Regions from separate parts of the Homo sapiens genome. Here all the other regions are linked to region 1. The links are chromatin contacts, found by Hi-C or POLR2A ChIA-PET in ENCODE. All regions are on one chromosome and are shown on one strand. The core of a region is the stretch at or near the end of the contact, and the rest is flanking DNA. Distances in the headings are between cores, read along the strand shown. Region 1 holds the start of BICRAL (BICRA like chromatin remodeling complex associated protein). Region 2 overlaps UBR2 (ubiquitin protein ligase E3 component n-recognin 2). Region 3 overlaps UBR2 (ubiquitin protein ligase E3 component n-recognin 2).

Region 1 (2,700 bases), core at 69-2,568:
ACTCGGCCAAAAATGCGCCGTCCCAGCCGCACATCTCTTCTGGCCGGCGCGGCGAACAGCGCGGGCCTCGCAGGAGACGCCCGGCTGGGCCGCCGGTCCTCCGCGCGGCTGGGGGCTCGGCCGGACGCGGCCGCGGATCCTCGGCGGTGCTTCGAAAAGGCAGCGAGGCGGCTGGGAAGGGGCAGTCCCGCGGCAGGTGCGCGCCGCCGCCGCGGGCTCGGAGCGGGAGCGGGAACGGGGCCGGGGCGACTCGCCTGCCCCGAGCTCTCCCCGCCGCACCCCGGACCTGCTCTCCTCGCCGCGGCCGCCCGCAGATGCGGCGGGAATGGGGAAGCCAGGATGAAAAATAAACCCCGTCTCCGCCGCCTCCCTCCCCACCCTCTCCCCTCCCCCTCCCCAGACGCGGGGTCCATTTTGCCGAGAAGAAAGAAAATGTGATTCACACCCTAGAGCTTCCGAGAGAGAAAAGAAACGAGGGGGGGAAAACAGAGGGGAGGAGATTGGAAAAGCTTATTTTTCTTCCTCGCCCGCCGTCACTCCAGGCCCTCCCTGCCCCCTGCTCGCGGCCCCGCCGCGCCGTCTTCCCCTCGCCGAGCCCTGCTCCCTCCTTCCCGGCTCCCGGCGGCTCCGGGGGGCGGAAAACACACTCACACTCGCGCACACAACTAATTTTAAACCGGCTCAATCAATGAGTCATTAAAAGGCTTCCCTCCCCTCCCCTCCCCACCACCAACCGCCACGCCACCCCCTTCCCGGGCTCTCCCTCTCCCCGCTCCAGAAATTTGCATCCGCGGAAAAGAAAAAAAAGGAAAAAGAAAGGCGCCGGGCCCCCACCCCGCCGAGGCGCCCCCGGCCCGGCCTCGCCGCCCCCTGCCCGCCTGCGCCCCCGCCCGAGACACTGAACTTGGTCTTCCCGGGGCCCCGGCAGCGCTGGGAAAGGCATAAACACTCGATTCCCCTTTTCTCCGTGTCCATTAAACATCCACCCACCACCACCATCACCCACCCACAAACCCACCCCCCCCCAAAAAAAAAAAAAAAACACAGCCTTAGCCAATAGCTCTCTGGGCTGAAACCTAATATCCTGGTTTTGGCAACTCGGTGTTTAATTTGCTCCTTTCTTTTCAGTCTGGAGACAGATCTCCAGCCCCCCCTCCCTCGCTTTTCCCCTCCCCGAAGGAAAGAGGCAGAGGAAGGAGGTTGTGTGTTTTTTTTTTCTCCTTGAAATTTTTATCACAAAATTATAATACACTCAAAGGGAAACTCACCGTCATGAAAAAGCAGTGCCTTGTCAACGGGGTTTCTGCGCCATCGCAACAGGGGCGGCGGCGGCGGCGGCGGCGGGCGCGGGGCCGGGGGCCGGAGCGCGGGAGCTCCCGGCCGAGCGGCGCCGGCCACACGCGCTCCGCTCTCTCTCTCGCTCACCCCCGCGCCGGGCCGGGGCGCCGCTCCCCGCGCCCGCCCGGCCTTCATGCTCTGCGCCCGGGCAAACCGCTCGCCTGCTCGTCTACCTCCAAACTTCGGTTCTCGCCTGGCAAAAAATGTGGAGATTAGGATTTTTTTAATTTAAAAAATTTTTTTTTTTTTTTTTGGAAAATCAAGCTGCAAGGATGTTCATTCGTTTCCTTTGGGATTCTTTTCAACTTCAGAAATGTATTGGTTTATTCAAGAAACAGTTTTATTTGGCTTTAAAACAATTACTAAGATCCACGAGGTGCGTGCTAATTCTCTTGCAGGCTCTCTCTCCACACACACACACACACACACACACACCCACCCACCCACCCAGTTTAACTTGACACGGGAAGGGGGGAGATTAAAGACAAAAAAAAAAAACCCTACAAGATTTGTTTAGAACTCTAATTAGAGCAAGCCTCAGTGAATACGTTTTGCATATGCTTTTTAAAAACCAAAACGACTTTTAACTTAGTTATTAGGCAAATAACTGGTTCATCCTAACTTTCAAATGTACTAAGCTTTCCTTTGCAACACTCTTTGTCCATTCCAAAATTCTTGAAACCTTACCTGTGAAGCCCGTATGTGAACATTAAAAAGGAAAACAAAACTTCAGTGACTAAAAGGAAGGTGAGGCAGAGTAAATCACTCTCAAAACATTCATTTTCTACTGCCTTCTCTTTATGTAGATATCTTTTATCTCTATATTTGCGGAATTTTCATTACATAACCCCCTCATTCTTAAAAGAGAGCTAGTCAATCTTTTAACATTCTTTGGTCCAAGTATAACTACCACCTATTTTTAATCTCAAATCTCAAATTGTTGAAACTTCTCTGTAAACTATCTAGTATCCAAAGTATTTAGATTATGTGGCCCAGGCCGGGCGCGGTGGCTCACGCCTGTAATTCCAACACTTTGGGAGGCCGAGGCGAGTGGATCACCTGAGGTCAGCAGTTCGAGACCAGTCTGGACAACATGGTGAAACCCTGTCTCTACTAAAAATACAAAAATTAGCTGGGCGTGGTGGTGGGCTCCTGTAATCCCAGCTACTCGGGAGGCTGAGGCAGGAGAATCGCTTGAACCCGGGAGACAAAGGTTGCAGTGAGCGGAGATCGCGCATTGCACTCTAGCCTGGGCGACACAGCAAGACTCAAACAAAAACAAAACAAAACAACAACAACAACAACATTACGTGGCCTGGAGTGGGAGCAGGTGCCTTTGTAGTCTAGGTTAACTACAAATGC
Region 2 (2,700 bases), core at 56-2,555, 89 kb after region 1:
AAAACAGAATTCTCATGGGCAATGACTCCCCTAGGAAGACAGTGTAGCTGCCTTTCTATGTCTCTCTCTCAAAAGCAGGAAGTGGTCATAAAAAAAAGAAAAAAAAAACCTCCAACAGCCCTGAAAAACCAGCCAGCACACTAGGGGAGTGTGTAAGGACAAGGACCTTGAGATCACCAGGTAAGGATGAACAAGAGTTTAAACCCAGACACAGGTCTTGGAGTGCCCTGTTTCCCAGTGATTTGAGTTCCAAAATGGTCCACAAAGGTCACACGCTGTCATGGCTAATGAATATGAAACTTAATCAGCTGAAATGATGATCACACTTTCTCTGAGAAGGTCAAGATAGTTTGGCTAGTGGCCATAATAATATAACCCTCTTAAATTTAAAGCTAATACAGATATCCCACTATATTTGTAGCAAGGTGACACGGGCACCTTGCTGTGGCAGGTAAATGTGTAAAATGAAACAGAAAGATATATGCTAACCAAAAGTAATGCCAACACCTAAAGCATTTATTTGGATATCTTTAAACTTTTTACATATGATACATTCCAAATTTTACAAGTTGTCCACAGATATTAAAGTTATAGCCAATTTATTAAACAGATATGATTTTCCCTGATATGGAAAGCGTATGTTATATAAACATTTCTACAATAAACATAAAACATGCGGAACAAATCATAAAACTAACATGATTTGTAAGGTAGGAAAGACAACTAGCTTAACACCAGAAAATAAAAAGGTGTGTATGTTGCAATTTCATGTAAATTCATCTTCTCCCAGGCTCTGTGATATTCTCAGAGAATGAAATCCAGAGACAACCTTTGCTAACTCCAGGCTCCTAGGAAGTCGGACCGGAAAGCTGGAGTATTGTTATGATTTGGTGAAAATGTTTATAATCCACTTGTACAGAGAGAAACCTGGTCTTATTATTTTAAATTTTAGCTTGGTGAACATATGAAAAAAAGCCAAAAGAAGCTTACCTTAAAAGCTAAAGAAACTGGATGTGACAGAGGCCAAAATAAACATGAATTATGCCACCTACAGCCCAAACAACCAGATCTTATGAATGAAGGCCAGAAAAAGGGGGAGAGAGGTGGACTCAAATGTGAATTTTCTTTCTATTGGTCCTCCTCTCAGCTGGGTGAGTCAGTCCCACGCAAGAATGGCGACGGTCATCCTCCTGTCAAGAGGGGGCGGTTCTTTCACACACTACCTTGGAGAGGAATGTGGCTTCTACATCCTCACTTCTTTTAGCTTCAGTTCCAGATTTCTGACCTTCTTCCTGTGATACTGTGGAGCATGCCTAGTTGACTGGTAGCTGAGTGGAACAAAACTTGTAGATGTAATTCAAAGAAAACTGATTGAAAGGGTCAGTTGCATTGGTTAAAAAAATCCAAGAGCCTCTTATTACTCATCTGTTCCTTAGCCCCACCTTAGACAGGCTCAGAATTTATTCCTCTACTAAGTCTTCAGTCACTCTCTGCATGTATTCAAGCTCTCAGCAGTCATACATCAAACAATAGTAGTTGTGTGGTACATAATAATTATAAGCTATTTTGTAAGTGGCTCTTGTTCTAGGAAGGCACCTCAGTAAGAACAATGATCAAAAAGAATAAAAAGCCTGGGTGCCAGACCATCCCAGGAATGCACTAAGTGAGCCAGCAAGGAAGCAGCAGCTTGTCTGTTCCAGGAAATGCTGGCTGGGTGGGAGTGGGTTCTCACCTTCTTCAGTGTTTGGCTTTAGATGATATACTCTGCCAATTTAGCCTTAGAAATAACAAGAGAATATCACTGTCTGAAACATTAGGGTATTCTAAAAGAATACAGATAAGAAAATTAGGATACTCTTTTAGAATACCTATTATTTTAAACTTAAGCTTGGTGAACATCTGAAAAAAAGCCAAAAGAAGCTTACCTTAAAAGCTCAAGAAACTGGATGTGACAGAGGCCAAAATAAATATCACTTATGCCAACCACAGCCCAAACAACCAGATCTTATGAAGGAAGGCCTCTCATCTAGATATTAGGATATCTAAAAGAATATCCTAAATTTTTAATCCATATTCTTTTAGAATATCCTAATTTTTCTTCCTAATTCTAAAAGAATATCCTAATTTTTTAGACCATCCTAAGTTTTTGGAAAGCCCTCTAAGTGAGTTTTCTCAAAGCCAAAAGTCTTGCCATAAAAAAAAAAAGAAAAAAAAAAAACCTCTAACAGCCCTGAAAAACCAGCCAGCACACCAGGAATCCACCTTCTCCCCACGGGCTTCTTCTGCATGTGTGTCCCCCAACTCTCTCATAGTCAATGGAGAGAAGGGAACACTGCCTTCAAAATCAACCACTTTGCTCCTAGGAGTAGGGTCCTGTCAGCAGAGGGGACACCAACCCAGTCCCAGTGTTGGGCCACTCAGTGGAACCAGGAAGTATGACCCAACAGACCACAGAGACTTTGTTCCCTGCCTCCGTTGAGTCAGCTTCGGACCCACGGTTCACTATCATCAATAACGTGAAATATCACATAATGGCTGGGACTATGCAGTCAGACCCCCACAAAGGGGCTGGGATCCAATCTAGGAAGAGAAGCTCCTTGCTCGATCTTAAAACCCAAGACATTATATTTGAGGGGCACAGCAAACAGTGCAAGAAAATCTGCTGATGGAAGATGATTTTCATCAGTCCTCAGAACCAGA
Region 3 (2,700 bases), core at 160-2,659, 120 kb after region 1:
AATAGTTCAAAAATGAAAATCTTAAACTAAATTATTTTTAACATGATTTTTGAGTGATTTTAAAAATCCAAATGGATTAAAAGTTCTAAAAGAGTAAAATAAAAAAAAAGACTGCCATGTAAAAAAGCATTCACAAAGCAGCAACAAAAATTTCTTGGTGTCATTGTTCTCTTGCCACTTCCCCAAGGCTGGTGGCTATTTGTTTTTTTTTTGTTGTTGTTGTTGTTTTTGAGATGGAGTCTTGCTCTGTCGCCCAGGCTGGAGTGCAGTTGCACAATCTTGGTTCACTGCAACCTCCACCTCCCACATTCAAGCAATTCTCCTGTCTCAGCCTCCCAAGTAGCTGGGACTACAATGTGGTGGCTAGTTGTTAGGGGTAGTTCATGATAACTGGGTGAGCATAGTTCTAGAATAATAGTATTATTGATTTGTTGGTTTTGTAGAAGCATAGGAAACACCAAGGTAGAACAAATTCAGGACATCTCATCACAGGGAGCCATTACAATTTTGGGAAGTAACAAAGCAAGTACTAACATCTATGGAATCAAAAGTTGTCCACCCTGGACCCAAAGAAAGACAACATTACCCTTCTAGAGTTTATCCTACTGTAAAAACCCTTTTCTTCATCCACAGACTGATACAGATCCACTTCCTTCTTTGGAAGATATAGAAGAGACTTGGATATAAAGCTAAATTAAAAAACATATCTGACATACACTTTACATCTATGACAAGGCAAATAACTTTTGTTATTTATTAGGCAATGATACGGATTTTTTCAACATTTTTAGTTCTTTTCCTTTTTTCTAGAATGAAATTTCCTCTATTTAAAAAATATTGAGCCCTTAGATAAACTTCTCTTGACAAATATTAAGAATATACATTACCTTTGCCAACAATGGGCATGCATAATGTGCCCACAGCTACTAGTGTGTGTTCCACAAGACAGATCAGGGTGCATGAATAATGGATCATATTTTTCTGCATTACAAAACAAAACAAAACAAAACAAAAGTGAAGCATTTAATTTTCCTATAACAAATGTGTAACTTTAAATTGTAAAATCCTTGATAAAGACTTGAAATTTGAAATGAAATGCTAGTTTATTCCTCTGAGATACCAATTTATGCAACACCTTGGATTATTTAGAAAGTAGGACTCTCTAATTTTCACCACCCACAGCAAATTAATTAAACATTCTCAAATTGTTAAACTGAAATTAGAACTATGAATTTAAATATATCCAATCTTTTGAACATTTCACACTTTCAGGGTGCTGAGATATTCCAATTCCTCCCATTGTACCCTGAGCTCCAGGTAAAAGAGCTACTCTCTTCATGGGGCTGCCTTATGTGCGTTCAGGGCAGCTGGGTTAAAATGATCGCTAATAAAAAATGTTTTGGCAGTAACGGGGCGCCCCCTAGAGGACAGACTGCCTAACAACACTCATACAGCGAATAATCACATCAGAGCCAAAGTGACAACAAAAAATCTAAGCACAGACCAGATCAGATGGGGGGAAAAAAGGTAATTCAGAGTCTTCTGTCCTGGTGCTAATTTTTATATTCAAAGGGGATGAAAAATCATGAAAAACAAGATGGATGTCTGGCTTCTTTTGGAATTTTTGAATTCTTTATATAAATTAGTATAATCTTCGAAATTTCCTAACACTCTAGAAAGAACTACTTTTAATTTGCTTTAATAGTTTTAATTTGCTTTAACACTAGAACAGTGCAAATGTCAAAGCATTAAGAAAATCCACTTATAGCCAGCTAATGCTTTTTCTTCAGAAGTAATAAGTTAAATAAAATTAGCAACTTTGTCTTTGGCCTGGAATGAAATTTATAAAGCACCTAGTTTAAATATCTTTTTTTTTTTTAAGACAGTCTCGCTTTGTCGCCCAGATTGGAGTGCAGTGGCGCGATCTCGACTCACTGCAAGCTCTGCTTCCTGGGTTCACGCCATTCTCCTGCCTCAGCCTCCCGAGTAGCAGGTAACTGCCACCACGCCTGGCTAATTTTTTTTTGTATTTTTTAGTAGAGATGGGGTTTCACTGTGTTAGCCAGGATGGTCTTGATCTCCTGACCTTGTGATCTGCCTGCCTTGGCCTCCCAGAGTGCTGGGATTACAGACATGAGCCACTGCGCCTGGCCTTTTTTTTTTTTTTTAAAAACAAACAAACAAACAAACAAAAAAACCACACAGGGTCTCGCTCCGTTGCCCAGGCTGGAGGGCAGTGGTGCAATCTCGGCTCACTGCAACCTCTGCCTCCCAGGTTCAAGCAATTCTCATGCCTCAGCCTCTTGAGTAGCTGGGACTACAGGCGCGTGCCACCAAATTTGGCTAGTTTTTTTTTTGTACTATTAGTAGAGATGGGGTTTCGCCATGTTGGCCAGGCTGGTCTTGAACTCCTGACCTCAGGTGATCCACCTGCCTCGGCCTCCCAAAGTGCTGGGATTACAGGCATGAGCCACCATACCCAGCCTAAATGACCATTTTTAAAGATGAAGCAGACCAACCTTTCATAAGTAGGATGCAAAGACTTTCTTTACAGAGAGAAGGCAACTCTAAAAGTGGGCTCTCAAACCTCCTTTCACGCTGCAGTGTGAAAGGCACTGGTTAAAGCAGTGCTCTGGGAATTCCCAAGACACAGTTCCTACTCTCAAGAAGTTTACTGGGTATCGCTGAAGCACACGCACA

The links. Hi-C counts contacts between places; a loop is a spot of excess contacts on that map. ChIA-PET counts read pairs that join two places held with the same protein, here RNA polymerase II (POLR2A). Pooled maps may share reads with other maps.
Region 2: a loop to region 1 is called in a map of astrocyte of the cerebellum, with 5 times the contacts of the local background. The contact joins the enhancer-like site here to the promoter of BICRAL in region 1. A Hi-C loop is called at or near these places in 1 of 168 maps with a recorded cell type or tissue (astrocyte of the cerebellum) and 4 of 50 pooled maps. POLR2A ChIA-PET finds 5 or more read pairs at or near these places in 29 of 52 experiments (AG04449, AG04450, B cell and 23 more).
Region 3: a loop to region 1 is called in a map with no recorded cell type, with 8 times the contacts of the local background. The contact joins the enhancer-like site here to the promoter of BICRAL in region 1. A Hi-C loop is called at or near these places in 3 of 168 maps with a recorded cell type or tissue (CD4-positive, alpha-beta T cell, gastrocnemius medialis and naive thymus-derived CD4-positive, alpha-beta T cell), 2 of 37 single-sample maps with no recorded cell type and 10 of 50 pooled maps. POLR2A ChIA-PET finds 5 or more read pairs at or near these places in 20 of 52 experiments (A549, A673, B cell and 16 more).

The regions. Positions count from the first base shown.
Region 1 is chr6:42,780,670-42,783,369 of GRCh38, reverse strand. BICRAL (BICRA like chromatin remodeling complex associated protein) reads right to left here and starts at 1,318. Exons shown (of 13, transcript NM_001393499.1): 1 at 1,269-1,318. RefSeq lists a silencer at 44-383 and an enhancer at 1-509.
Region 2 is chr6:42,691,301-42,694,000 of GRCh38, reverse strand. UBR2 (ubiquitin protein ligase E3 component n-recognin 2) reads right to left here. Exons shown (of 47, transcript NM_001363705.2): 47 at 496-2,700. Among named protein-coding and RNA genes, the nearest start is that of PRPH2, 30 kb to the left of the region's middle. Within about 2 kb of position 1,305, at least 11 of the 41 ENCODE cell types and tissues checked have a DNase peak (open chromatin) inside an H3K27ac peak, as active enhancers do; they include CD8-positive, alpha-beta T cell, where a contact is called at or near this core.
Region 3 is chr6:42,660,465-42,663,164 of GRCh38, reverse strand. It overlaps UBR2 (ubiquitin protein ligase E3 component n-recognin 2), which reads right to left. Exons shown (of 47, transcript NM_001363705.2): 31 at 888-981. Among named protein-coding and RNA genes, the nearest start is that of PRPH2, 61 kb to the left of the region's middle. Within about 2 kb of position 1,409, at least 3 of the 41 ENCODE cell types and tissues checked have a DNase peak (open chromatin) inside an H3K27ac peak, as active enhancers do; they include gastrocnemius medialis, where a contact is called at or near this core.